Regions from separate parts of the Homo sapiens genome. Here region 1 is linked to region 2. The links are chromatin loops, found by intact Hi-C in ENCODE. Cell type or tissue: Calu3. All regions are shown on one strand. Links, peaks and the distances in the headings refer to the core of each region. The heading gives the core; the rest is flanking DNA. Region 1 has its middle 15 kb from the start of PRPS1L1. Region 2 has its middle 41 kb from the start of MIR1302-6.

Region 1 (15,524 bases), core at 4,643-12,642, 73 kb before region 2:
TCCTAGTGGCTGTCCTTGCCTTTTATGTAGGGTGGTTGGGAAGACGGCTCACACTCGTTCACTAGACCAAACTGTGCAAAGCTCTTCCCAATTTCTTGTTCAGTGAGGGTATGTTGGTAGCTTGAATTTGGCAATGGAAATATTTATTCCACAGAAATTTTCTAAAAGTACAAATTAGGACTTTTATTTTCCAGAGAGTTGGTTGTTAAACATTTACCAGCACTCCACTGTTTAGATGTGAGATAAATGCTGCTAGGCATGGATCTCTCTCTCTCTCTCTGTTTTTTTTTTTTTTTTTGAGATGGAGTCTCACTTTTTCATCGGGCTGGAGTGCAGTGGTGCTATCTCGGCTAACTGCAACCTCCGCTTCCCGGGTTCAAGTGATTCTCCTGCCTCAGCCTCCCGAGTAGCTGCGACTACAGACGCGCGCCACCAGGCCCAGCTAATTTTTGTGTTTTTAGTAGAGATGGGGTTTCACCATGTTTGCCAGGATTGTCTCGATCTCTTGACCTCGTGATCCACCTGCCTCAGCCTCCCAAAGTGCTAGGTTTACAGGCATGAGCCACGGCGCCCGGCTGGGCATGGCTCTCTTATGGTGCCTTTCCAATTTAACTCTTAACTAGTTCATAGTAGAAGAATCTTTACATTTATGTTTTTTCTCTCTCCTCTCTCTTCCTAAGAACATACATAGTTCATCATCTCTCACCTTTCCTTAGTCCTCAGCCCTGTTTGAAATAAACATCCTAGAAATTCATGTTTGAAATAAATACCCCTGAAAATCTCTGAGTGGAACAATCAGGAGACAGTTGTTCCCAGGCTTTTTAACTCAGCTGAGTCAAGTACCATTCCAGTTACCACTCCAGACAGGTTTCCACAATGATAACATGTTTCTGCTTTACATGGGGAGTACCACCTTATGTCTTCCTTGATACTTGGATAGTTTTGACAGAGGAAAGCTCCGCATCGTTGAATCATGGTATCATACATAATGGAATCACTCCTCAGCTTAGTGACCAATGTGTTTTTTTTTTTAAATGTGATCTCACTTTTTCTTTTATTTTTACATTTTGTATTATACTTTAAGTTCTGGGTTACACGTGCAGAACGTGCAGTTTTGTTACATAGATATATATGTGCCATGGTGGCTTGATGCACCCATCAACTCATCACCTACATTAGGTATTTCTCCTAATGTTATCCCTCTCCTAGCCCCCCAACCCGAGACAGGCTCTGGTGTGTGATGTTCCCCTCCCTGTGTCCATGTGTTCTCATTGTTCAACTCCCACTTATGAGTGAGAACATGCTGTGTTTGGTTTTCTGATCTTGTGATAGCTTGCTGAGAATGATGTTTTCCAGCTTCATCCATGTCCCTGCAAAGGACATGAACTCATTCTTTTTTTATGGCTGCATAGAATTCCATGGTGTATATGTGCCACATTTTCTTAATCCAGCCGGTCAAGGATGGACATTTGGGTTGGCTCCAAGTCTTTGCTATTGTGAATAGTGCCGCAATAAATATATGTGTGCATGTGTCTTTATCGTAGAATGATTTATAATCCTTTGGGTATATAACCAGTAATGGGATGGCTGAGTCCAATGGTGTTTCTAGTTATAGATGTTTGAGGAATCGTCACACTGTCTTCCACAATGGTTGAACTAATTTACATGCCCACCAACAGTCTAAAAGTGTTCCTATTTTTCCACAACCTCTCCAGCATCTGTTGTTTCCTGACTTTTTAATGATCGCCATTCTAACTGGCGTGAGATGGTATCTCATTGTGGTTTTGATTTGCATTTCTCTAATGACCAGTGATGATGATCATTTTTTCATAGGTCTGTTGGCTGCATAAATATCTTCTTTTGAGAAGGGTCTGTTCATATCCTTTGCCCATTTTTTGATGGGGTTTTTTTTTTTTTCAGAGGACTTTTATTTGTCTTAGAAACTGGGATATTGGGGATTTCCTTAGAAAAATCATATACAACATATATAGCTCACAGTCCAAGGTTTAATGAATTTTTTTTTTCACTATAAGCAGCTTATGCCTTATTTGGTTTTCTTGTTTTTTTTTTATTATTATACTTTAAGTTTTAGGGTACATGTGCACATTGTGCAGGTTAGTTCCATATGTATACATGTGCCGTGCTGGTGCGCTGCACCCACTAACTCGTCATCTAGCATTAGGTGTATCTCCCAATGCTATCCCTCCCCCCCCCCCCACCCCACAACAGTCCCCAGAGTGTGATATTCCCCTTCCTGTGTCCGTGTGATCTCATTGTTCAATTCCCACCTATGAGTGAGAATATGCGGTGTCTGGTTTTTTGTTCTTGCGATAGTTTACTGAGAATGATGATTTCCAATTTCACCCATGTCCCTCAAAGGACATGAACTCATCCTTTTTTATGGCTGCATAGTATTCCATGGTATATATGTGCCACATTTTCTTAATCCAGTCTATCATTGTTGGACATTTGGGTTGGTTCCAAGTCTTTGCTATCGTGAATAATGCCGCAATAAACATACGTGTGCATGTGTCTTTATAGCAGCATGATTTATAGTCCTTTGGGTATATACCCAGTAATGGGATGGCTGGGTCAAATGGTATTTCCAGTTCTAGATCCCTGAGGAATCGCCACACTGACTTCGACAATGGTTGAACTAGTTTACAGTCCCACCAACAGTGTAAAAGTGTTCCTATTTCTCCACATCCTCTCCAGCACCTGTTGTTTCCTGACTTTTTAATGATTGCCATTCTAACTGGTGTGAGATGGTATCTCATTGTGGTTTTGATTTGCATTTCTCTGATGGCCAGTGATGATGAGCGTTTTTTCATGTGTTTTTTGGCTGCATAAATGTCTTCTTTTGAGAAGTGTCTGTTCATATCCTTCGCCCACTTTTTGATGGGGTTGTTTGTTTTTTTCTTGTAAATTTGTTTGAGTTCATTGTAGATTCTGGATATTAGACCTTTGTCAGATGGGTAGATTGCAAAAATTTTCTCCCATTCTGTAAGTTGCCTGTTCACTCTGATAGTTTCTTTTGCTGTGCAGAAGCTCTTTAGTTTAATTAGATCCCATTTGTCAATTTTGTCTTTTGTTGCCATTGCTTTTGGTGTTTTGATGGGGTTTTTTTTTCTTGTAAATTTGTTTAAGTTCTTTGTAGACTCTGGATATTAGCCCTTTGTCAGATGGATAGATTGCAAAAATTTTCTCCCATTCTGTAGGTTGCCTGTTCACTCTGATGCTAGTTTCTTTTGCTGTGCAGAAGCTCTTTAGTTTAATTAGATCACATTTGTCAATTCTGGCTTTTGTTGCCATTGCTTTTGGTGTTTTAGACATGAAGTCTTTGCCCATGCCTATGTCCTGAATGGTATTGCCCAGGTTTTCTCCTAGGATTTTTATGGTCCTAGGTCTTACATTTAAGTCTTTGATCCATCTTGAGTTGATTTTTATATAAGGTGTAAGGAAGGGGTACAGTTTCAGTTTTCTGCATATGGTTAGCCAGTTTTCCCAACACCATTTATTAAATAGGGCATCTTTTCCGCATTGCTTGTGTGTGTCACATTTGTCAAAGATCCAATGGTTGTAGGTGTGTGGTATTATTTCTGAGGCCTCCGTTCTGTTCCATTGGTCTATGTATCTGTTTTGGTACCAGTACCATGCTGTTTTGGTTACTGTAGCCTTGTAGTATAGTTTGAAGTCAGGTAGCGTGATGCCTCCAGCTTTGTTCTTCTTTCCCAGGATTGTCTTGGCTATGTGGGCTCATTTTTGGTTCCATAGGAAGTTTAAAGTAGTTTTTTACCAATTCTGTGAAGAAAGTCAATGGTAGCTTGATGGGGATAGCATTGAATCTATAAATTACCTTGGGCAGTATGGCCATTTTCACGATACTGATTCTTCCTATCCATAAGCATGGAATGTTTTTCCATTTGTTTGTGTCCTCTCTTATTTCCTTGAGCAGTGGTTTGTAGTTCTCCTTGAAGAGATCCTTCACATCCCTTGTAAGTTGTATTCCTAGGTATTTTATTCTCTTAGTAGCAATTGTGAATGGGAGTTCACTCATGATTTGGCTCTCTGTTTGTCTGTTATTTGTGTATAGGAATGCTTGTGATTTTTGCACATTGATTTTGTGTCCTGAGAATTTGCTGAAGTTGCTTATCGGCTTAAGGAGATTTGGGGCTGAGACAATGGGGTTTTCTAAATATACAATCATGTCATCTGCAAACAGAGACAGTTTGACTTCCTCTCTTCCTATTTGAATACACTTTATTGCTTTCTCTTGCCTGATTGCACTGGCCAGAACTTCCAATACTATGTTGAATAGGAGTGGTGAGAGCATCCTTGTCTTGTGCTGGTTTTCAAAGGGAATGCTTCCAGTTTTTGCCCATTCAGTATGACATTGGCTGTTGGTTTGTCATAGATAGCTCTTATTATTTTGAGATACATTCCATCGATACCTAGCCTATTGAGCATTTTTAGCATAAGGGGTGTTGAATTTTATCGAAGGCCTTTTCTGCATCTATTGAGATAATCAAGTGGTTTTTGTCTTTGGTTGTGTTTATGTGATGGATTACATTTATTGATTTGCATATGTTGAACTAGCCTTGCATCCCAGGTATGAAGCCAACTTGATCATGGTGGATAAGCTTTTTGATGTGCTGCTGGATTCGGTTTGCCAGTATTTTATTGAGGATTTTTGCATCAACGTTCATCAGGGATATTGGCCTGAAATTTCCTTTTTTTGTTGTGTCTCTGCCAGGTTTTGGTATGAGGATGATGCTGGCCTCATAAAATGAGTTAGGGAGGATTCCCTCTTTTTCTATTGATTGGAATAGTTTCAGGAGGAATGGTACCAGCTCCTGTTTGTACCTCTGGTAGAATTCGGCTGTGAATCCATCTGGTCCTGGCCTTTTTTTGGTTGATAGGCTATTAATTACTGCCTCTATTTCAGAACTTGTTATTAGTTTATTCAGGGATTCAACTTCTTCCTGGCTTAGACTTGAGAGTGTGTATGTGTCCAGGAATTTATCCATTTCTTCTAGATTTTCTAGTTTATTTGCATAGAGGTGTTTATAGTATTCTCTGATGGTAGTTTGTATTTCTATGGGATCAGTGGTGATGTCCCCTCTATCATTTTTTTATTGCATCTATTTGAATCTTCTCTCTTTTCTTCTTTATTAGTCTGGCTGGTGGTCTATCTATTTTGTTGATTTTTTTCAAAAAATTAGCTCCTGGATTCATTGATATTTTTGAGGGTTTTTTTCATGTCTCTCCTTCAGTTCTGCTCTGATCTTAGTTATTTCATGTCTTCTGCTAGCTTTTGAATTTGTTTGCTGTTGCTTTTCTAGTTCTGTTAATTTTGATGTTAGGGTGTCAATTTTAGATCTTTTCTGCTTTCTCCTGTGGGCATTTAGTGCTATAAATTTCCCGCTAAACACTGCTTTAAATGTGTCCCAGAGATTCTGGTACATTGTGCCTTCGTTCTCATTGGTTTGAAAGAACATATTATTTCTGCCTTCATTTCGTTATTTACCCCGTAGTCACTCAGGAGCAGGTTGTTCAGTTTCCATGTAGTTGTGTGGTTTTGAGTGAGTTTCTTAATTCTGAGTTCTAATCTGATTGCACTGTGGTCTGAGAGACTGTTTGTTATCATTTCCATTCTTTTGCATTTGCTGAGGAGTGTTTTATTTCCAATTATGTGGCCAATTTTAGAATAAGTGTGATGAGGTGCTGAGAAGAATGAATATTCTGTTGATTTGGGCTGGAGAGTTCTATAGATGCCTATTATGTCTGCTTGGTCCAGAGCTGAGTCCAGGTCCTGAATATCCTTGTTAATTTTCTGTCTCATTGATATGTCTAATATTGACAGTGGGGCATTAAATTCTCCTATTATTATTGTGTGGGAGTCTAAATGTCTTTTTAGGTTTCTAAGAACTTGCTTTATGAATCTGGGTGCTCCTGTATTGGGTGCATTTATATTTAGGATAGTTAGCTCTTCTTGTTGCATTGATCCCTTTACCATTATGTAATGCCCTTCTTTGTCTCTTTTGATCTTTGTTGGTTTAAAGTCTGTTTTATCAGAGATTAGGATTGCAACTCCTGCTTTTTTTTTGCTTTTTATTTGCTTGGTAAATATTCCTCCATCCCTTTGTTTTGAGCCTATGTATGTCTCTGCATGTGAGATGGGTATCCTGAATACAGCACACTGATGGGTCTTGACTCTTTATCCAATTTGCCAGTCTGTGTGTTTTAATTCGAGCTTTTAGCCCATTTACATTTAAGGTTAATATTGTTATGTGTGAATTTGATCCTGTCTTAATGATGCTAGCTGGTTGTTTTGCCCATTAGTTAATGCAGTTTCTTCATACTGTTGATATGCTTTACAATTTGGTATGTTTTTGCAGTGGTTGGTACTGGCTGTTCCTTTCCACATTTAGTGCTTCCCTCAGGAGCTCTTGTAAGGCAGGTCTGGTGACAAAATCCCTCAGCATTTGCTTGTCTGTAAAGGATTTTATTTCTCCTTTGCTTATGAAACTTAGTTTGGCTGGATATGAAATTCTGGGTGGTTGAAACTTCTTTTCTTTGAGAACGTTGAATATTGGCCTCCATTCTCTTCTGGCTTGTAGCGTTTCTGCAGGCAGATCTGCTGTTAGTCTGATGGGCTTCCGTTTGTGGATAACCCGACCTTTCTCTTTGGCTGCCCTTAACATTTTTTCCTTAATTTCAACCTTGGTGAATCTGATGATTATGTGCCTTTGGGTTGCTCTTCTCAAGGAGTATTTTTGTGGTGTTCTTTGTGTTTCCTGAATTTGAATGTTGGCATGTCTTGCTAGGGTGGGGAAGTTCTCCTGGATAATATCCTGAAGAGTGTTTTCCAACTTGGTTCCATTCTCCCCGTCACTTTTAGGTACACCAATCAAATGTAGATTTGGTCTTTTCACATAGTCCCACATTTCTTGGAGGCTTTGTTTGTTGCTTTTTATTCTTTTTTCTCTAATCTTGTCTTCTGTCTTTATTTCATTAAGTTGATCTTCAGTCACTGATATCTTTCTTCCACTTGATTGATTCAGCTATTGATACTTATGTTTTTCAGCTCCATCAGGTCATTTGTGTTCTTCTCTACATCGGTTATTCTAGTTAGCAATTCAACTATCCTTTTTTCAAGGTTCTTAGCTTCCTTGCATTGGGTTAGAACATGCTCCTTTAGCTTGGAGGAGTTTGTTATTACCCACCTTCTGAAGCCTACTGCTGGCAGTTTGTCAAACTCATTCTCCATCCAGTTTTGTTCCCTTGCTGGCAAGGAGTTGTGATCCTTTGGAGGAAAAGAGGCATTCTGGTTTTTGGAATTTTCAGGCTTTTTGTGCTGGTTTTTCCCCATCTTTGTGGATTTCTCTATCTTTCGTCTTTGATGTTGGTGACCTTTGGATGGGGTCTTTGAGTAGATGTGCTAATCCTTTCTGTTTGTTTCCTGTTTGTTTCTTTTCCTTCTAACAGTCAGGACTCTCTGCTGCCAGTCTGATAGAGTTTGCTGGAGGTCCGCTCCCAAACTTGTTTGCCTGGATATCACTAGTGGAGGCTGCAGAGCAGCAAAGATTGCTGCCTGTTTTTTCCTCTGGGAGCTTCGAGCCAGAGGGGCACCTGCCAGATGCCAGCCAGAGCTCTCCTGTATGAGGTGTTTTTTGGCCCCTACTGGGAGTTCTCTCCCAGTCAGTATACATGGGGGTCAGGGACTCACTTGAGAGCCAGTCTGACCCTTTGCAGAACTCGAACTCTGTGCTGGGAGTTCCGGTGTTCTTTTCAGAGCCACCAGGCAGGGACGTTTAAGTCTGCTATAAGCCCCTGACTGGGGCTGCTGCCTTTTTTACAGAGATGCCCTGTCCAGAGAGGAGAAATATGGCAGTCTGGCCTCAGCAGCCTTGCTGAGCTGCAGAAGTCTCCACCCAGTTCGAACTTCCCAGTGGCTTTGTTTACACTGTGACCGTAAAACCACCTACTCAAGCCTCAGCAATGGTGGATGCACCTACCCCACCAAGCTCGAATGCCCCAGGTGGATCTCAGACTGCTGCTGTGCTGGCAGTGAGAATTTCAAGCCAGTGGATCTTAGTTTCCTGGGCCCCATAGGGGTGGGACCCGCCCAGCCAGATCACTTGGCTCCCTTGCTTCAGGAACCCTTTTGAGGGGAGTGAACGGTTCTGTCTTGCTGGCATTCCAGGCGCCACTGGGGTATGGAAAAAAAAAAGAGCTCCTGCAGCTAGTTCAGTGTCTGCCCAATTGGCCACCCAGTTTTGTGCTTGAAACCCAGGGCCCTGGTGGGGTAGGCACCGGAGTGGATCTCCTGGTTTGCAGGTTGCGAAGACTGTGGGACAAGCACGGTATCTGTGCCGGAGTTCCTCAGGCTCAGACCCTCACAGCTTCCCTTGGGTAGGGGAGAAAATTCCCCGACCCCTTGTGCTTCCTGGGTGAGGCAACGCCCAGCCCTGCTTTGGCAGCTCTCCATGGGCTGCACCTACTGTCCAACCAGTTCCAGTGAGATGAACTGGGTACCTCAGTTGGAAATGCAGAAATCACCCACCTTCTGTGTTGATCTTGCTGGGAGCTGTAGACCAGAGCTGTTCCTATTTGGCTATCTTGAATCCATTTCTCGACCAATGTGTTTTCAATGCAAAGAAAAAGATTTGCCTATAAGGCACTTTTAAAACCAACTGTACTTATATTAGTCTATTTTATGCCTCCTCTCACTGTTCTAAGCACTGTAAGAAATAAAAAAGTAGAGCAAATGGTCATTTCTTACAGAATCCTTCCAATCCTCCTGTGAACGGCAGGACTAACAAAACGTATGAAGCAATTAGGAAAGAAGTACTAAATTGTTAAAAAAATATATATATACTGGGTCAATGTACCAAAGAGCTGGAGGGTCCAGGAAAGACTTTATGTTGGGATTCCTACTGGAGCTTGCCTTTGAGCAACGAGTAGGACTGGAACATGCAGGGAAGAGGAAGGAGGGCAGATTATGTGGAACCAACAGCATGAGAAAAGGACTTGGCCTGTGAGCTAATCATATCTGACTCTTGGGAATTCTTGGGAAATTTGATTGAATGGACCATGGTTTTACAGGACCAACAGGTTCTTATGCCCACTGTACAGTAATAAACCAATACACTGAAGGGTTTGCAGCAGAGAAAGAGTTTAATAATCACAGGGTGGCTGAGTGAGAAGATGGGAGGAGACCCTCAAATCCATCTCCCGAAGGAGTTCGGAGCTGGAGTTTTTAAGGGAATCATGGAGGGCAAGAGGCTAGAAAATTGGGGTTATTGATTGGCCAGGGTAAGGGGTATAAAATCATCAGGATGTGAAAACTGCATTCTTTGGTGAGTCAGCTCCTTGTGGGGTCCTTCAACTGACATTAGTAGTTTTGCTGGTATGTAGGAGTTGAAAGAATATCTCAAAGGGAAAACTTAACCTTTCATAATGTTCAAGTTGTTATCTATAGAGCAGTTAAGGGAGCTATAATCCAGAGTCTATGTGATTCTAGAACAACAGGCACCACACAACTATGAGGAAGCAGGTCAGAAGGCAAGCTGACCTAATGATTAATGCTGAATGTGCTGCAAGCTCAGTTTATTTTATAAAGTTTATAAGGATAGTTTCATTGGGAGTTTTTTTTTTTTTTTTTTTTTTGACGGAGTTTCGCTCTTGTTACCCAGGCTGGAATAAAATGGCACGATCTTAGCTCACTGCAACCTCTGCCTCCCGGGTTCAAGCAATCTCCTGCCTCAGCCTCCTGAGTAGCTGGGATTATAGGTGCCCGCTACCATGCCCGGCTAATTTTTTGTATTTTTGGTAGAGATGGGGTTTCACCATGTTGGCCAGGCTGGTCGCGATCTCCTGATCTCAGGTAATCCACCTGCCTTGGCCTCCCAAAGTGCTGGGATTACAGGCATGAGCCACCATGCCTGGCCTCACTGGGAGATTCTTAACAGCCAAACAGAAGAATTTTTCAAATGCAGTAGACAATAGAAAATTAATATTGGGCTTTTGAACATCAGAATGATGAGATTAAAAGGATGCTTTTGAAGGTTACTATCAGCATTTCGTAGGCGAAAGTATGTAGATACATATTAGTGGCAAGGGAACAGGTAGAATTGACTTAGGTCAGCCTTGTTAGCAAGCACATGGGGACCTCAGCAGGGAGCTGGTCAAGGCCAAAACTGGGTGGAGAGCTACTCACAGTGGCAAAGATTAGGGTGTGGGAAGTGAGAGGGTGGCCCCAGTGAGATCAGACGGGGGCTCCAAAAGCAGAGCACCCAAAAGACACAGCAAGCTTGGGCATGATACCAGCAACTGCCAGCATCAGAAGAGTGGATTTGATGGGCAGAAGGCAATGATAGGAAATCTAGGTAATGATGCAGAAGAGTTGAACAGATGTGATAATGCAGGAGGTGCAAGAGAAACCAGCTTCTCCTCAGGAAAGGACATAGACACTAAGACTAGCAAGCTTCTAGGGTCTTCACATCACCTGGGGCTCAGGGTAGGGCCGCAGTCTAAATGGGTACAAGGGCACAGAGCTGATAGAATATAGAGAAGAAGGCGAATCAAAGGAAAAAGCTAGTCTAATGGCTAACATAAGAGGGAGGATCAGAGGGTGACAACCCAAGGAATGCCCAGACACCCGAGGCTGGGTCCTCATATGGCAGACCTTGGGCTTAGCCACGTTGGTGGTAAAGGAGAAACAGAGGGCATATGGAACCACCACTGTGGGTAGCTGTTCCATTGCTGTGGTTAATTTAAAATCTGCACCAGGTTGCAGATTCAAAGGTTTTGAGCCTGCTTTTGTTAGGATTGGTTGAGAAGCTAGCAAGTTTCTTTGAGAATAGCCAAGGAAGGGGAGGTGAGAGACAGAAAATAGGGGTTGACCCTTGAAGCTGATGCAATACTGCAGGTAGCAACAACCTATAATTTAACTTTTTGATATTTTAGCCTACTGATATATGTTTTGAAGAAGTACTTATGCTTAAGGAGTAGAGGAAAGACAAAACTTGGGAAAACTTGAGAGGTGTACACATTCAACTTCAGTATAATTTTGAATAACTCTCATGTTTAGGAATGGGATTTTCTTATTTATTTACATTTCTGATTACTTGAGTTATTTAGAAAACATTTTTGGGCATAGGTTTTTCCTACATCTGTTTTTCTTGGGTTAGCTTAAATTTCCTGCCTTATCATTAATATAAATTAATATTTCTTCAATAATTGAAGACTGCACATTACTCACAGTCATTACTCTTTACTGAAGAAATAGAAAATTTAGTTTTAGACAATACTTTATTAACTCCAGGACAAACATATTTGTAAATGAGGCCCCAATTTTAGCTTCTCTCATCTATTGTAAGAATTCAGTACATCGTACCGATGATGTTGAGGGTCCCATTTAACTCGAAGAGACTTTGATTCCATGGTTTCCTTACAAGTCTAGGGCACATGCCCATAAGAATTAAAAAGGTTACTCAAAGATTTTGCTTGTTTGAATATATATTAACTATTAAACTTTGCATAAATAGCATTTTAGGGTGTTTATTAAAATTTCCATGTATTACCCAAATTCTGTAATCAAACAGAGGAACGCACAAAGAGTCTTATAAGTGAGTCAGCTAATGGATGGAGATTTCTGTTTCAAATAAATAAAAGGAGAAAATCTAGGCTTTTTTCATGTCCACATAATGTGACCAAAACTCTTCTAGCTGTTTCACACATAAACGTTTATATTAAATTACAGCAGTTGTGCGAGGTATTTTGTCTCTTTTGTGGAAATGAAGAATCAAAGATTCAAAGACATATATTAATTGGTTACTAAGATAGCTGATAGTACAGCTAATATTATAATATTAACAGCTAATGCGCCGTAATACAGCTGTACGGTAATATAGCTGGCACAGCCAGAATTTACCTTAAACTCTAATTCTAAAACTCATTTTTGTTTTCACTGTCCCTTTCAGAAATATGTCTGCATATATAAACTGTTATAAAAGAAATAGTCATAATCCGTTTTTTCCGGATACTGCAGTTGTGAAGTTTACATCAGTATATATTGCTGAGTCAATAAAATAAGTTTAACCCCATAGATTAACCCAAACTTTTTAAAATGTAATAATTTAGTATTTCCCCAAATAAAAGTCAGCTGAGAAGTTGCCCTAGTCTAGTGATAACCTTATGAGAGGGATGGCATTTAAGTTTCGCCTTCTATGCCAGGTCTTATCAATTGATAGTGGCTGCCTGGATACCTGCATGGAGAAAGAATCTGAGGTCATGTCTCAAGTCAGCAGGAAGGAATTCTAGGATCCACGAGAGATGAAGGCCATGGTCATTGTAGGGGAAAGTAGCAGCTCAAGTATTGACCAGAGCTGCCACAGGTATTAGTAAAGTAGCATGTCTTTTGGAATGTTACTGCTCAAAACTGTCTTCTGCACTCAAAATTACCTCAATCAGTCTTGGTTTTGAGGCTTCGTGTTTCCTAAGCTTGCCAGATCATAAGAATCATTGAAGATAATCATTTAAAAATGTTGTTTTCCAAGCCTCTTATCTGAAGATTCGGGAAGTCAAGAGTGGGAAGCCAAGAATTTGATGACCTGGCAAGTTTGGGAATGTATGAGTTGCCAGTGTTTTCAGAAAGCTCCTGTGAAAGATAAAATTCTTATTAATGAGGAATAATTTAAGACATAATTTTCCTAGTAGAGACTTGAGCACTAACAAGCAAGGAGCAAACAAAAGATCAATTTGAGGTTAGGTGCAGTGGTGCACTCCCAAAATCCCAGAGCTTTGGGAGGCTGAGGCAGGAGGATTACTGAAGCCCAGGATTTCAAAACCAGTCTGGGCAGCATAGTGATACCGCATCTCTCTACAAAAGAAAATAATTTAAAAATTAGCCAGGCATGGTGATAGTCCTGTGGTCCCAGCTACTCAAGGGGCTGAGGTGGGAGGATTGTTTGAGTCCAGGAGTTCGGGGCTGCAGTAAGCCCTGACCTACACCAATGCATGCCAACTTGGACAATAGAGTGAGACCCTGTCTTGAAAAAAATTAAAATAAAAAAGGTCAATTTGATGGTGACTGGAGATAGAGAAGTTTAGAGCATGTGATAGCTTACCTACATTATCTGAATCTGCCCCAGCTTGCGGACTTAATCTCATTCTGCTGTGTCTCTTGCTCACTCTACTCCAGCCACACTGAACTTCTTTATGTTGCTGTAATTCATGCATGTTCCCACCTCAAAGCCTTTGCTCTTGCTGTTCTTCCCATATCTTAATATGCCTGGAGACCTTCACAGGGCTAGTTTTTCTAATCCTTCCTTAACTGGTAGGTTATTAAGTGGAAAAGCCAAATGGTAAGTGTATTAGTCTGTTCTCACACTGCTAATAAAGACATACCCAATACTGGGTAATTTATAAAGGAAAGAGGTTTAATTGACTCACAGTTCTGCATGGCTGGGGAGGTCTCACAATCATGGTGGAAAGTGAATGAGGAGCAAAGTCCCATCTTACATGGCAGCAGGCAAGAGAACTTGTGCAGGGAAACTCCCATTTATAAAACCATCAGATCTTATGACACTTATTCATTACCACAAGAACAGTATGGGGGAACCGCCCCCATGATTCAAGTATCTCCACCTGGCCCCACCCTTGACCCATGGAGATTAGTACAATTCAAGGTGAGATTTGGGTGGGGACATGGCCAAACCATATCAGTAAGCAAGGACGAAGAAGAAAAGCACAATTTTCAGTCTGTGAAACAGACACTACTCATTGCCTATTCCACAACCAGAGACTCTTTCATGTTGCAAAAGGGAGGCTCCCTTCCCATGCCCTAAGCAGTGAGTTATGCCAGTCATTACATAGCATTTGCAATGAAATCAAGATGAAAAAAATTAATGGTTTTCCTAGAAAAGAAAGAAAGAGAATGATGCATATAAAAACAGAAGAAGAAAGTCACTAGTTGCATAATAATTAATCAGGATAAAATGTGTTATTTAAAACCATTCAATCACTGCCTTTTCTTTTCTCATTCTTACAGGGTACTCATAAGTATAATCATCTGACTGTATCTTTGAAATAGAATTAGGATTTGGGAAGCATCTTAATAAACACTAACTGAAGCCACTCTGAAGAAAACATCATTAATCATGTCATTGATAAGAGATTCTGTCAGCATTACATTTAGAAATTTATACCCAGACTAAATTCCCGTAAACAACTCCCGTGTGCATTAGGGATTAGAAAAAAATGAAGGCTTCTTTGTTTACTATAACACTAAAAAAATATTGTTTAGGCCCAATTTCTCAAAATGGAAACCACCCAGGCACATGTAGTTTCCCAGTTGCAGAATCTTTCCAGTACAGTTCAGTTTGCACAATACTGCTGAATTCTCTTTAGAAAGTACTGTTTTCGCCCAGTGCTGTGGCTGATGCCTGTAATCCCAGCACTTTGGGGAGGCCAATGGGGGCACACTGCTTGAGGCCAGGAGTTTGAGACCAGCCTGGGCAACGTGGTGAAACACTGTCTCTACTAAAAATACAAAAAATTAGCCAGGTGCGGTGGCACACACCTGTAATTCCATCTACGCCAGAGGCTGAGGCATGAGAATCGCTTGAACCAGAGAGGCAGAGGCTTGAACCGGAGAGGCAGAGGTTTCAGTGAGCCAAGATTGGGCCACTGCATTCCAGGCTAGGCAACAGAGCAAAACTCTGTCTCAAAAAAAAAATAAAAATAAAAAAAATGAAAGTAGTTTTCATTGCATCAGCCATCTACTGAAAATCCACTTAAAAAGCTACAAGGGCTTCTCATTGCTTTTTTAAATAAATGAAAAATCCTTAGGCTGGTATTTTAGATGCCTACTTAGTTATTCCTAGGTTTGCCTATCATTAGGTAAGGTTTATATCAATTTTAAAAAATCAACCAAAGCACAATAGCTATTTAGTACTCTATCAGTCTATTTAGACGCTATTCTTTCTTTCTGCTGAGATGGTTGACTAGACCTATGAGTCACACACTTAATTTCTTCAGGAAAAGGTTATCTAGCCACACCCTTGGCCTTCTATCCAGAGCATGATTTTCTAACAATGAATTTCCTGATTTTCACATTCTTTGCCATCTGGATAGGCTAAGAAACTCAACAAATCATCAAGTTCTGGTTCCTGTTTACTTTATTCCTTCCACATTTATCACTTTCCTCTCTGCTTTTACTATAAGCAGCAAGGAGGAACCAGGCTGCATGTTCCACACTTAGCTTGGAAATCTCAGCTAAATATCCAAGTTAATCACTTAGAAGTTCTGCCTTCCACCCAACAGTAAAACACAATTCATTCATGTTTTCTGCCACTTTATAACAAGGACAGCCTTTCCTTCAATTTCAAATAACATACCCTTCATTTTCTTTTGAGACCTCACTGGAGGCATATTTAATGTTGATATTCCTACCAACAATCTGCGAGGACACATACATTCTCTAAGATGAGAGAAGCATCTCTTCCTTCTGAGCCCTC
Region 2 (15,524 bases), core at 4,175-12,174:
CTTCATTCTGTTAATGTGGTGCATCATATTTATAGATTCGCATATGTTGAACTATCACTGCATTCCAGGGATAAATCTCACTTGATCGTGATGAACAATGCTTTTAACTTGCTATTGAATTTGGTTTGCTAGTATTTTGTTCAGGACTTTTGAATTTATGCTCATTATGGATATGGCCTATAGTTTTTTTTATTGTAGTGTTCTTTTCTGGCTTTGGTAACAGAGTAATGCTGGCTTCAAATTTGGAAGTATTCCCTTTTCTTCAATTTTTTGGAAGCATTTGTATTAGTTCTTATTTAAATGTTTGGTAGAATTCAGCAGTGAAAACCTCAAGTCCTGGGCTTTTCTTTAATGGGAGACTTTTTATTATTAATTAAGTCTTCTTACTTGTTACTCACCTATTCAAACTTTCTGTTTCTTCATGATTCAGTCTTGGTAGGTTGTATGTGTCTCGAAATTTATTAATTTCTTCTAGGTAATCCAATTTGTTGGTGTATAATTACTCACAGTGGTCTCTTATGATCCTTTGTATCTCTATAGTATCAGTTGTAATGTCTTCATTTCTGATTTTATTTATTTGAGTCTTCTGTCTTTTTTCTTAGTCTGTCAGTTATGATTATCTTTTCAAAAAAATCCATTCTTTTGTTCATTGATCTTCCTTGTTTTTCTAATCTCTATTTCATTTATTTATGCTCTTATCTTTATTATTTCTTTCATTTTACTAACTCTGGGCTTAGTTTGTTCTTTTTCCCCCTATCTCCTTGATTTGTTGTTTGAGATCTTTCTTATTTTTTGATGTAGGCATTTATTGCTATAAAATTCCCTTTTAGAAATGCTTTTGCTACATCCCATAAGTTTGGGCATGTTGTGTATCTATTTTTGTTTGTCTCAAGATATTTTTTAACTTCTCTTTAAATTTTTTATTTGACCCATTGGTTGTCAAGGAGCATGTTGTTTAATTTTCATGTATTTATGAATTTTCTAAAATTCTTCCTGTTATTGATTTCTGGTTTAATTCCATTGTGGTCAGAAAAGATACTTGATATGATTTCAATTTTAAATTTGTTAAGACTTGTTTAGTGGTCTATACTATATGATCTATTATTGTCTAGGCCACTAAACAAGTTTCATGTGCACTTAAGAAGAATATGCATTCTCCTGGTGTTATATGGAATGTTCTGTAATGTCTATTAGGCCCATTTGATCTAAAGTGTAGTTGGAATCCAAGATTTTCTTATTGCTTTTCTGTCTGAATAATCTGTTCACTGCTGAAAGTGGGGTACTGAAGTCCTCTGCTATTTTTATATTACAGCCTATCTCTTCCTTCAAAACTATTAAAATTTGCTTTATATATCTAGATGCTTTGATGTTGTGTGCATATATATTTATGATTGTTATATCCTGTTGATGAATTAACCCCTTTATCATTATATAATGACCTTCTTTATTTTATTTGATATAAGCATAGCTACCTCTGATATTGTATTAATAAAGACATCCTGAGGCTGGGTAATTTAAAAAGGAAAGAGGTTTAATTGATTCACACTTCAGCAGGACTGGGAAGCCCTCAGGAAACTTACAATCATGGCAGAAGGGGAAGCAAACATGACCTTCTTCACATGGTGGCAGCAAGAAGTGCCAAGCAAAAGGAGAAAAAGCCCCTTATAAAACCATCAGAACTCCTGAGAACTCACCCACTATCATGAAAACAACAGCATGGGAGTAACCACCCCCATGATTCAATTACTTCCCAGCGGGCCCCTCCCAGGACATGTGGGGCTTATGGTAACTACATTGGGTGGGGATACAGCCAAACCATATCAGCTATCTTTTGGTTTCAAGTTGCATGGAATTTGTTTTTTTTTTTCATCCTTTCATTTCGATCTGTGTGTATCCTTAAAGGTGAAAGGGGTCTCTTCTAGCAAACGTGTAGTTGGGCCTATTATTTGTTAATATACTTTCTATCTTTTGATTGGATAATTAATCCATTTACATTCAAGGTAATTATTGATAGGTATGGACTCATTATTGTCATTTTGTTATTTTTTTCTTTGGTTGTTTTGTAGATCCTTTGTTCCTTTATTCCTCTCTTACTGTCTTCCTTTGTGATTAGGTGATTTTGTTTAGTGGTATGCTTTGTTCTTTACTTTTTATCTTTTATGTATCTACTGTAGGTTTTCGCTTTGTGGTTACCATGAGGCTTACATAAAATATCTCATAACAGGCTGCTTTAAGATGATAATTATTTAATTTTTATTGCATAGAAAAACTCAGTATTTTTATTTTACCCATTTTATGTTAAAAAACTTTTCACTCTGAGTCAATAATGTTGATATTTTATGTTTTGATGTTTGAATCTACATCTTTTTATATTGTGTATATCTTAGCAAATTATTGTAGCTATTATTTTTAATAGTGTTGTATTTTAACCTTTACACTAAATATAAACGATCTGCACACCACTATTACAGGATTAGAATATTCTGAATTTGACTTTGTGCTTACTTTTACTAGTGAATTTTATACTTTCATATATATTTTTGTTACTAATTAGAGTCCTTTCCTTCAGCTTGAAGAAATCTCTTTAGCATTTCTTCTAAGGCAGTTCTGGTGGTATAAACTGTCTCAGCTTTTGTTTGCCTGGGAAGCCTTTATTTCTCCTTCATTTCTAAAGAACAACTTTGCTGAATATCAGTAGTCTTAACTGGCACGATTTCTTTTTTTTTCTTCAGCACTGTGAATATATAATCCCATTTTCTCCTGGCTTGTAAGGTTTCCACTGAGAAATAAACTGCTAGCCTTATTAGAACTCCCCTTTGTGTGATATGCTTATTTTCTCTTGCTGCTTTCAGGATCCTCCCTTTCTCTTTAATTTTTGACAGTTTGATTTTAATGTGTCTTGGTGTAGTCTCATTTGGATTGAATCTGATTGGGGACTTTTGACCTTCCCGTACAATGATATTTATATCTTTCACCAGATTATATTACATTTTTCACCAAAACCCTGTCTTTACTAGAAATACAAAAATTAGCTGGGTGTGGTGGCAGGTAACTGTAATCTCAGCTACTTGGGAGGCTGAGGCAGGAGAATTGCTTGAACCCAGGAGGCAGAGGTTGCAGTGAGCTGAGATTGCACCACCACACTCCAGCCTGGATGACAGAGTGAGATTTCCTCTCAAAAACAAAAAATATTTTTTCTGGCCCTTTATCTTTTTTCTCTCCTTCTTGAAATGGTATAATTCAAATATTTTCTCTTTTGATGCTTTCCCATAAATTCTGTAAGCTTTCTTCATTCCTTCAATTTTTTTTCTGTTTTCTCCTCTTATTTACATATTCTCCTCTTATATATTTGCAAATAACCTGTCTTCCAGTTCACAGATTCTTTTTCTTCATCAATTTTACTATTGATGCTCTCTATTGTATTTTTTATTTCATTCACTATGTTTTTCAGCTCTAGGATTTGATTTTTAAAGATAATTTTAATCTCTATTAAATTTCTCATTTCATCATTTATTGTTTTCTTGATTTCATTGAATTATTTCTCTGTATTTCCTTCAAGTTTGCCAAGTTTCCTTAGAAGAATTATTTTGAATTCTTTGTAAATCATTTCATAGATCTCAATTTCTTTAGGATTAGTTAGTGCTTTATTTCCGTTGTTTGGTGGTGTCGTTTCCCTGATTTTTCTTGAACCTTATCGGTATGTATTGGTGTCTGTTAATTTGAATAAATAGGGACTTATTAAAATCTTTGCAGACACACTTTATCTGGAAAAACTTTTACCAGTCAGTCTGTCTAGAGATTCTGGCATGCTTTCTGGTGTGGTTCACAGGTAGAGTTACTGCTGGATTTCCCAGGGAGGCTGCCCCAGTGCCCAGGTCTATGGGGTTGTACCTGCGGTCTGCATCCACTGGGGTGGACATGTTGATTGAGTCCACGGGGGTGGCCCTGGAGCCTGTGTTCATGAGGGTGTTCCTACAGCCTGTGTCCATGGGATCCTGCCCCAATCCTGGGTCTATAGGGACTGACCTGTTACTGCTGTGTGCTTTGAGCTTCAATCTGCAGGGGATGGGCAGGCACTAAGATGGGGCTGGAAACTGGTCTGGCACTGGGGTGGCCCTGTGGCTGAGTCTGCAGGAGCAGGCCTAGGTCCTGGGTCCACTATGGCCAGTCTGTAGCCTGGGTCGGCAGGTTTGGTTCTGGAGTCTCAGTCCATGAGGTCTGGCCTAACATTGGGGTCTACTGGATTCTGAGTCTCTGGGTTATATCCTGGAGCCAAGGATCATGGGTGTTGGCTTGGTACTTGAAGCCATGAAAGCTAGCCTGGAGCTTGGGGTCTACCAGGATAGGCCTAGACCCAAGGTCTGCTGAAGCAGGCCCGAACTGTGGGTTCACTGGTGTATAGGACCACAGCAGATGGCCTGGGGGTGTATTTTTGTGCATGTATAGTTGTTCAGATTGATGTTTCTGCAGGAGTACAAGCACTGGAAAGTCTTATTCACCATTTTGCTGACATCCAGATCCTATAAACTTTCTTGAGGGGAAAAATTCCGTTTAATCCTATTCTTGCACGTCACATGTAGTAAGAACCTACTATGTTGAGGGCTCTGTGCTGATCTTTGGAAATAAAAAGTGAATGACTAACACTTCCAAATAAATTATGTAGATACTCTGCCCTAAAAGAAGAGGTCATATCTTTGCTCCGTAAGTGTGGGCTGCGCATAATGACTTCCTCTCAGAGAATACAGTATGTAAAGGGGAGGAAAAAGAGTAAATTTACAGTGGAGAAACCTGACAAACATTACCTCAGCCAGGCGATTAAGATCGTCATCAACAGGGACAAACCATGTTGCCTAGTATATACCCTTGATATAATGTAATGAAAATAGAACTTTATAATCTTCTTTTCCAAAATCCATCACTTTATTTTTACCATGAGAAAAATATCAGACAAATTACTACAGAGGGGCATCCTACAAAATATCTGACTGGGATTCCTCAAAACTGTCATGGTCATAAAAAACAAAGAAAGTCTGAGGAAGTGCCACAGCCAGAAGCCTAAAAAGACATGATCACTAAATATATTGTGGTCTCCTAGATGGGATCCTTAAACAGAAAGAGCACATTAGTAAAAGCTAACAAAAAGAAATCTGATAAACTACGGACCTCAGTTAATAATGTACCAATACCAGTTCACTAATTGTAGAAAATGTATCATACTAAAGAAAGATGAGAATAGCAGGAGAAATTGTGTGTGTGTGTGTGTGTGTGTATGTGTGTATGTGTGTATGCATGTATATTGTTCTCTATACAGTTGGCCATTGAATAACACAGGATTGAACTACATGGATACACTTACATGCACATTTTCTTTCACCTCAACCACCCTTGAGACACAAGACAAACGTTTCCTCTTCCTCTTCAGCTTATTCAGCGTGAAGATGAAGAGGATGAAGACATTTATGATGATTTACTTCTACTTAATGAATAATAAATATATTTTCCTTATGATTTTCATAATAAAATTTTCTTTTCTCTAGACTATTGTTTGAACACAGTATATAATACATATAGCATACAAAATGTGTGTTAATTGTTGATGTTTTGGGAAGGCTTCTGGTCAGCAGTAGGCTATTAGTAGTTTTTAAAGAGTCAAAAGTTATATGTGGATTTTCAACTTTGCAGGGGGTCTGCTCTCCTAACCCCTGTGTTGTTCAAGGCTCACTGTACTATCTTCTGAATTTCTCTGTAAATCTAAAACTGTTTTGAAAAATAGTCTATTAAAAAACTACAAAAAATGTGAATGAGTTATCTTTGTCCTCTTAGAGCTCAGTTGACAAGAGACTAAAACCAGGAAAAAATTATAATATAGTGTCATATATGCAATAATATAGGTTTGAACAGAGAACATGCCAACCCAACCAAAACTTTTAAGATAAATTATCTTTTCAACTAAATCGTAATTTAAAAATTTGAGTCTCTAGTAGCACGCAGCATGTATCTTACTCAAAGTCAGCATTCAAATGTCTAGCAGAATGATGAGGAAGACTGCTCCCATTTGTGAAATGACCTGGACATGGGATACTTAAATAATTAGACTTAAGTGAAGGTTAACTATGCCTGGTATCACCACCCTAAAAGGTGAAAATAAGTTTCAATTCAAATTTTGCCATATACATCTTTATTACACAAAATCTGTTTTAGATACCCAGTGAAATCCCAGGGGCATTTCCTTTTATGTGCTTCAGCCATACTTTACATGAAAGGTTTCTTGAGAGACAATAGAGGGAGAATTTTCCCCTTAAAGTCAATGGTAGGCAAACAGAATCATTAAAAAAAAAAAAAAAAAAAAATCAGCCTAGACACTAAAGTAAGGCCTCGTCTCTAAAAAAGTTAGTCCCAGATACTACTTGGGAGGCTAGAGGATCACTTGTGCCCCGGTCAAGGCTAGAGTGAGCCCTGATGGTACAGCTGCACTCCAGCCTGGGTGACAGAACAAGACCCTGTCTCAAAATACAAAACAAAACAAAACAAAACAAAAAACCCCCACAAAAACCAAAACCAAAACAAACAAACAAAAAAAACCCTCCAAAAACTTAAAGGCTGGACACTTGACCATTTCTTAACTCCATTTTGAAAGGTAAAGGGTGAAAGGTCACTAGATAGTTATATCTGGCATATATACAAATCAGAAATATCTCTACTTGAGTCAATATCATCAATTTCATCCATGAAATGAGAACCCATTACTACGATTCGTCATGCTAACGAACAGAATCCTCAGTGTGGATAGAAAGTTAAGCAGAAGCTCTAGCACCAACAGCCTTTGGAGTATCTTTATTATTTTTTATTTTTAAATTTTTATTTAAAGCTAGCTGACCACTCCTGCAGCGTGAATTCCTGATTAGAGCAAAGTGAGGGATAAATCTAGCCATCATACACTTTTATCCTCCTAAGAATGCTGAACTATTTTAAAAGTACAGCTACCATACCACTCCTTTTCTCGAGTTATCTTGCTGTTATGAAATTGGTAGTCTGGCTTTATTCCTGAGGTTTTTGTTTGTTTGTTTGAAATGGGGGTTTCACTTTGTTGCCCAGCGTGGTCTCGAATTCCTGGGCTCAAGCAATCCTCCAGCCTCGGCTTCCCAAAGTACTGGGGTTATAGGCTTGAGCTACCGGGCCTAGGCCCTAATCCTAAATTTTAATCTTAACTCTGCCACTGTGAGACCTTGGGCAAATCACACTACTCCCATGGATCCGAGTTCTCTCCTCTAAAAATGAGGGTACTGGGTTAGGTCTTTCTTGATCTTTCCATCCATATAATTAATCTATAAGCTTAGCTGTGTTTTAGCTGACGTAGAGGAAAACCATAAATATGAAAGCAGAGACACCAGCTTTAATTCGTTTGATGGTCAAATTACATACACCATAAATATTAGCCTCTTTGAGTGATCAACTGTTAGCTTTAGCCAAGTATGTTTAGGATTACACTTAAAAAAATATTTTATTGTTGTACACTTCATAAAGGAATCTACAGCTACTAGTGATGCTAGTATAGACTTCATTTATAGCAGAAAAAAAATCCCCAAGGTAAGAATACTAACCACTGAAGGAGATCACCTCGTTAATTCTCGGCCCTTCTAACTCTGCTTGCCTTCTTTCAGGGTTGGTTTCAGAGCGAATGGTCCTCTCTGTTCAGCCTTAAAACGCGGCATACCTAAGTCATGTTTCCAACAGCAGTCACCATATTCCCTCACGTTTCCCATTTGACAAACCCCAAATGTAGCATTTTTTTCTCTTAAAATTCCCTTGAATGATTCTTCAAGCTCCACGCATCTGTGGGGACGTTCCAGGTACCGCCCCACAATGCTACCTCCTCTTTAAAAGAAGTCGTTCAGCTGGGGCGGGCTGGCGCTGCGTGGCGCGCACCTGAGCGGCCGGGGCTCCCCGAGCCACGGGGGGCGCGAGAGGGCGAGGCAGCGGCCTGGCTTCTCCCCAGCACCGTTCTCTGTCACGGCCGCCGCCTGACCATCACCCCGCGCCTCGCGTGGGCATGTCTCGCTTCAGAAATCCCAAGTCGTCTTAGGTTCCCTGGTCCTTCCCCTGGGGGGGAAAAAAAACGCTGGTGCAGCCCAGAGCCCTTTTCCGCTCCACCCCGGGATGTCCTCGCTGCCCTCCCGCCTCCCGCGCGTCCTTCCCAGCGCGTCGGCCGCGCGCCCAGGTGTTCCCGCGTCCGTAATCCCCTCCGGCCCGCGCCTCCCGGCCCGCCCTGCGGGTCTCCAGCGCCTGGGCCCGCGCTCTCGCCGCGGGTCCTTCCTCCTATCCCCACCCAGCCCCGCCCAGCCTCCGCGGCGCTGGGGCTCCCGGCCGAGCCTCTCCTCCCACCTCCGTCCCCTACTTCCCTCCCCAAGAAGTGCTATTTTTAGCAAATTCTCCGCGCGCCGCCGCCCGCTCAGCTCGCAGCTCGCAGCCGCCCGCTGCCGCCCTCCCGAGCCCCCCCCGCGCGGCGGCGGCGGCGGCGGCGGCGGCGGCGCGTCCCGCACATCGCGCAGCGCGCACCGAGCCGGCCGCGCCGCGCCCGCCGCTCTCGCCGCTTTCGCCGCGGTCTCCTCCTCTAGCGCCCGCCGCGGCCGGTAAATCTCGGCTGGAGGAGCAGCGGCGGCCCCCGAGTCAACTTTCATTCCCTTTTTGCTTCTGCCTCACCATTCTCTTCTCCTCCTCGAAAGATGGCTGTTTGGAGAAGGGGGAGAAGTTAAGAGGTCGCCAGCGCGGAGCGAAGGAGGGCGCGATAGCCTCAGCAGGAGCGGGCGGAGGTGAGTGGCACCACGGCAGAGTCCCCGGCTGGTGCTTGAGGAAAGCCCTGGGAATTGGGGGCCACCGGTCCTCAGGATGCGCCGCGGTATTCCCTTCTCGGGTTCCGCAGGTTAACAGCATCTCAGTCCGGACTCTGATGCCACTTGCCTTGCATCTCGCAGCCCGGAGACCGGTGGGTTTAAGGGAACCTTCGTCAGAAGTTGGGTGCTAGGTCATCTTTGTGGCATGCAGACCCTGACATTTGGCTAGGCAAACTGAGGCGAGCGGTCGGTGGCGTGATTCTCTCCCGCCCCCAAACACACCCAGTTTATGTTGGAGCCGAGCTATGAATGAAAAGTTTGTACTGGCAACGTGTTGCTTGAGGGGAGCAACGCTTATTGGGGGGTACCTTTGATGTTTCGTGGAGGACTTCAGTTTTAAGTCAATACATCAGAATCCTGGGTTTTAAGAAAAGTTCAGGAGGCTGGGGGATGGGATGGGAGATAAAGCAGTTCCTTGACTAGTGGAAGGAGAGTGATGAATCGTAAGCTTATTAAGGTAAACTGGTTAATTAGATGCCATACGAGGGTGTCACAGTGGGGACTAGAGGGAACGGAGGACGGGGGCGTTCCCTGAGCGCCTAGCAGGCTGCGTTTGTTTGGCTTTGAAGCCGTTATCCCCTTGTCCGCAATGAGAGGTGCTGGTGTCAGGCCTGTGTGTCTGTGATGTGACAGAGCGGGACTGAGCTCTCTCCAGATCCGAGGCGCGGTTGTCAGGAGAGGTGGCCTGCAACGGAGAGCTGAGGATGCAGTTCCTGTGATGTGGACTTGGAGAATTCTCTAGTGAGTCTCCTGTGCTCCAATTTCAGGAAGATCTGTCAATTGTTTTTTCTTCCAGGGAGGTGTGTGTAATCTCCTAAAAGGAACTTTCAGCTTTAAGTAACTGTAGCATTTTGAAATCCTATAAGAAATGAGATATCTACATATATTCATTATTTCATGTATGTGGGGTGTGTATGTGTGTGTGTAAAATATGGGAAAGGGGTAAGAAAGGCTTAAAAAGTTTAACTTCTACCAGAAAAGAAAGCGAAGAGTTAATTTTTTTCTCCCCAAATGGTATAACAATGCATATACAACTAAATACTCTTGCTGTGCTGAGATTTCTCATAAGGAGTAAGATTTAGGAATTACAAGTATTCAGAGCACTGTCATGTTTTCAAATCTTGCAGGCACTGTCGAAATCTGGAAAAAGGGAGTACGTACATAGAAAACCCATATTAAAGGAAAAAAACATTGAAAATCTCCCAAAAGAAAACCTTATGACATTTGAAAAGGCCTGGATGTTTTCTGATGCCCCAGAAATCTTTCTAATCCTGTAATTAAAAACAGCACAGAATAAGTTGCATTTAAGAAATCAGCAATCATGTTTAAAAGATATCTTTTGACCTTCTTTTTCGTACTTTTGATTTTTATTATGGAAATTATTGTGACTGAAAATTTGTTGTTTAATATATTTGCCTTTTACCACAGATAATTAGTCTTCCTTATCCTTTTAAACCACTGTTCCAGTTTGGACCAATTTAATTCCCCAAACATCAAATTACTGATGTTCCTTCTGGAAACCATTTATGTTTAAAATGGCTAATAAGAATATTATATTTCCAAAACAACATAATTTAGTCAGTTGTAAAACTTGCTTGTAATTTATTCTCATCCATTTTGTTTGAATGGGGCACATTTGAAGAAGAGCAGCATTTTCTTAGAATATGCCATTTTCTGTGTGGGAAAAAGCTAGTGTTTTCATATATGTTTTAGCTATTAAACAGATGCATGTAAGGTGGCAATCCTGTCTGACCTTTGATAAACTGCCAGCCAGAGGGAGAGAGATGCTTTCTTAGCTGTGCTAGTGAATTGATAATCTTTACTACAAAATGGACACGGTTAGATGCACATAAGGTTGTGCAGAAGGAAGTTAAGGAGTTTTAAATTAAATACCAGTTTATGGGTAGGAGACAGATTTTTTTTTTTAACCTTGATCTTCCTGTTTCTTTCTTTCTGCAGTTCAGCCTGTTGGGCTGGCCTTTATTGGAGAGTCAGACCAGCACTCTGACTAGAGAGTGTTTAGCACATTAAAGTGCTGTCTTTTGTAGAAATAATGATGGCTCTTTTGCAATTAAAAGGTAATTTTATACATGCTTATAGATTTTTGTGATTGTTTGGTGACCAAATTAAGCATAACCGTTATTATGGTAGAAAGAGTTGTTTTATGAAGTTATTGCCACTATATATAAATAATTATATATTTAAGATATAGATGAATTCTATTTGAGGTTTAGGAGTTTTGAATCTTAAGGCCAGCTGACCAGATATAAACCTATTTAATTAACTAATTTGAATGACACCAGAATTCAGATTTTTATTAATATCTACATCTAGGTTTATGTAGCTTTCCTTTCTTTTTATTAGAATTACTTCTTTTTTGAATTTGTTTAAATATTACAACATATTACATTATAATTTGTACACACTCAGTGGGGAAGGTGCAGGTTATTCTTAAATAGAGATGTGGAGAAATAGCTAACAAGGAGAGTCATTTGAGAAACATATGGACATCATAAAATCCTTCTGTATGTAGCATCTGTACCTTCTCATTAGTGAAATATTGTAGTTATGGACATTTTTTGTTATTACATCCAAATGTGGCTTTTTATTTTTGCTTCATTGGTTTTTTTTTGTTTGTTTTAAAATACAATTTGTATTACTGTTTAAGTTGGTGGGGGCTCTTACTGCTTGAAGCCTTTTGCTTTCAATAGACATCATACTTAATTTTTATTGCATGCATCTGCAGATATATACAATTGTTTCCCAGTTTGTTATTATAATTCTTACACTTTTTGGTGATTCCTCAAAACATTTGAGAGATAAGTAGGGTGACATATTGTTCTCATTTTAGGAAGGAGGCGGCAGGTACACTGATATACCCAACGTTACACCATAGTGAATCAGTGTGAAGCTGAGCTTAACATCTATATTTCCTGTATTTTAATTATGAGAGCAAGCTGCTCCTGTGTCTTATGATAACTTCATAAATTTATGTATTTCTAGATTTTTAAAGTGGTCATCTTTATACATGTGCAGATCAGATTTTAAATCAGTCAATATAGTCATAAGGGGATGGATCATACTGTTGGCCTGTTGATGGGAGAGAACCATGACTCTAATAGCTACTGCTGAAATAAACAAAGAAGCACACACACCTCTGCAGAATATTTGTTCTTGCAATCAATCCATAGTCCACATATTTCTCTGCCCTGCTGGCCTCACCCTATCAACTACCTACTGCCCTTTTACTGATCAAAGCAGTTCTTAAAGTTTATCAGCACAGTTGTCAAGCTTGAGGATCATCAGCCTCACTGGCAAGAAAAGTCAGAACCTGATTTTTGGGAAGAGAGAGTATTGACGGGGGACAGTAATGGAGTGTTCACTCCAGAGGCAGCCAGTAGTGGTCAGAGATCATATTCTGGGTGTCGGGATGTCTATTTCTCTCATCAGCTCTGCTTCTTTGGCCGAACTTACAGGTATCAAAGTGAACAGAAGGTTTATGGAATTATCTAGTCATTTCTTTCCATGTAGATCTCATATCTGAATAAATCAGACTTTTTTTAAAAAAAAGAAAAGGACAGAAACTTGTTCTTTTTCTTCATCTCACCAAATCTCCTCTCCTTCAAATCCCACTAGAATTTTTTTAGGATAATTGCCCACATGATTTGTAACACTAAAGTGATAGACTTCTGATATTGCATTATTACACTTAACAGTGGAATATATTATCCAGCTTGCAGAAGGAAGCATTGTAATTCTGTAGATAATGGTAATATGTAATCTTATGCAAGTATTTTTGAATAAGCAGACAGTACCAAGAGCTCTCCATTAAGCTAATATGTATATTCTTACTCTTCCATTCCCTAAATTACAAATGGTTTATAGGAGCTCATCCAAATCATTAAGTATCAAGTACTGAAAAAAAGTTCAGATGTGGTTTCCTGTTTACTATGGTGAATTTTGTTTAGAGCTTCAAAGAGAGGAAAACTACTATCTATTGTTTGCTGCACCAGAGAGAGTATAACGTGTTTCTGGTGAGCTTGAGGAGCATTGAGGTTGCTGGAAATGGTACTTTCTTCACATCTCTACAGAAGCTGTGATAAGAAGGAGATGGGTGTGGACTGGTTTAGTTCTAGTACAGTAGTGATGACTGGAATTTGAAGTGACCACTGAAAGGGTAAGATTTGGATAGTCTGTGTGTCACTCAAGGTATTCAGTAGCAAGTCATGGAAACTAACTTAGTTAATATAAGCATCAAATAAATTTATTAGAGGATATTGACTTTGTTTTCTCTTGCTGTGTAACACATTTCCACAAATTTAGCAGCTTAACACAACACCCCTTTATCATATCAGTTTCATTGCTCAGAAGTCCACACATAGCTCAACTAGGTCCTCTGGCCAGAGATCTTCTCCCATGTTGGCTAGGGCTGCAATCCCAACAGAAGATCAATAGGAAAAGATCCACTTTCAAGCTCTTTTCTATTATTGGCAGAATTTATCTCATAGTGGCTGTAGGACTGAGGCCTCCATTTTCTTGCTGGCTGTCATTCAGAGGCTGCCCTTAACTCTTAGAGGCTGCTGTTATTCTTTGCCATGTGGCCCTCTCATAGGTACTGTTACAACATGGCATCTTACTTTTTTAAAGCTAGCAAGGAAGTCTCTCTTGCTCCAGTCTGATAAGAAAGAGTCTTATATACTATAATATAATAGTGAGAGAGTGACATCAGGCTATACAAGGGCATGACTCCTTGGAGGTCAGCTTAGGGTATGTCCACCACATTGACTAGCTCATAGAATCTCTGGTGTAGGGTGGGCACAGTGGCTTATGCCGGTAATCCCAGCACTTTGGCAGGCCAAGGCAGATGAACTGCTTGAGTCCAGGAGTTCAAGATCAGCCTGGGCAACATGGCGCGACCCTGTTGCTACAAAAAAATGCAGAAAAAATTACCTGAACGTGATGGTGTGTGCCTGAAGTCCCAGCTAGTTGGCAGGCTGAGGTGGGAGGATCACCTGAGTCTGGGAATTTGAGGCTACAGTAAGCCATGATCGTGCCACCATGCTCCAGCCTGGGCAACACAGTAAGACCCTATTTTTCTTTCTTTCTTTTTTTTTTTTTAAAAAAAAGAACCTCTGGTAAAGTCAGCAGACCTGACTTTGAAGCCACTCAAGTAGAAACAAGGCTCCAAATCCCTCTGCAGAATTTGTCCTGTGAGGTACTGCTGCTGTCGCTGCTGGCATATAGCTTCTACAGTTGAATGTGGGCTCTATATCATAAAAGAGAGGATTCTCCACATATAATAATGGGGTCCCATTGTCCATTGCCAAAAAGAATGACAGGTGTCCACTGCTGAGGGAAAGAAGAAAAAATGATTGCTTAATGAAATGTTTGAGTTTTTGGCCAGGATAGGCATGATAGCCTTCTAGGGATGGGATTGAATTGGAAAGTGACTGAAGTCATGATGACTTCTTGGAAGAGAAAACTCTTCCAGGATTTAGGAGAATAATGGTAATGAGGGTCCATTTATGAGTGGTAGTGATAAGAAAGGAGTAGAAAACCTTTGAAAGATGAATCACTACACATACATTAGTCTGGGTATTGACTTAATTAGTCCCTAAATATATTCCACGCATGAAAGACTTTTAAGGGACTGATTCCACTAATCCTTGCAGGGAACCAGCGCTGTGACTTGGAGGCCTGCAGTGTGGTCTACCCTCATTTTATAGAAAGGAGTAGAGCTAAGGACCATTGTACTATATTTGTGGCCCAGTGACTATAGGGTGCTATGTAGTGGGTTGGGGACTATTGAACACACCCTGTGCTCTAAGCACTTTGCCAGACACATTTTATCTATTTTGTATCTCAAACTCTGGCAGTTTAGTTTATATTTCCCTAGTTCTGCCTCCCTTCTCCCCTGGCAGGTGTGTGGAGACTTTGAAAGGCTAAATACTTTGCCAAGGGTCGTTCAGCTAGGGGTGGCATTAGGATTTGAATCCAGGTCTGATTCCAGAGCCTGAAGTCTTGTAGTACACATCCCATACTCACAAGCAGTAAGTGAAGTTTCCAGGGGGAAAGCCTGTTACTCACATTGAAGTGGATGTCAGTGCTACAATTGCTGTTGGGTTCCATCATTCAGCTTGAGAGAACTGGATACTGCAAGATGAGGGTTAAAGAGAGGAGTGAGAGAGTGTGCTGTATCATGCCTTCTTTTATTTTCTCAGCAGGAAGTACATATTATAGGTCTCTCTTAGATCTAAAAGTAAGAATGGGGAGTAGAGGCTGTGCATTTTTATTTCTACTTATCATTTTGGTTAAAATCAAAAGCACTGTGTCTCCTTTCTTTCCTATATGTAGATTTCTACTATTAAATTAAATCAGGTAACATTATGAATTCTCATTGCCTCTTTGGCCATAGGGTTCTTTCTATAGCTTTTTCAGTAGATGCCACTGTTTTGATCTTGAAAAGTCTATTGAGACATTCTTCCTTTGTTCTTCTATTACTCAGTCCCTCTTTCTACTCTGTGGTGCCTCTGAAATCTATTCATAGATATTCTACTTTTTTCTTCTGTTTTATGTACTTAAATATCTTCTTTAAATGGATCTAGTTCCATTGATCAGAATCATTGGCCCAGA

The links. A loop is a pair of places that touch in the nucleus more often than their neighbours do. Peaks named below come from ENCODE experiments on the same cell type or tissue, not always from the same donor. Only the 100,000 strongest peaks of a DNase experiment are listed, where the experiment ranks them.
Region 1: a loop joins it to region 2, with 2.0 times the contacts of the local background. A loop is called at or near these places in 2 of 110 quality-filtered maps.

What each region holds. Positions count from the first base shown.
Region 1 is chr7:18,004,665-18,020,188 of GRCh38, forward strand. No RefSeq gene overlaps it. Among named protein-coding and RNA genes, the nearest start is that of PRPS1L1, 15 kb to the right of the region's middle. In Calu3, for the core only: no CTCF peak of the experiment used is centred there; DNase peaks (open chromatin) are centred at 8,467 and 9,447.
Region 2 is chr7:18,078,404-18,093,927 of GRCh38, forward strand. It overlaps a transcript of HDAC9 not described here. Among named protein-coding and RNA genes, the nearest start is that of MIR1302-6, 41 kb to the right of the region's middle. RefSeq lists enhancers at 8,363-8,911, 8,912-9,459. In Calu3, for the core only: a CTCF peak has its summit at 8,053; DNase peaks (open chromatin) are centred at 7,958, 8,258 and 9,498.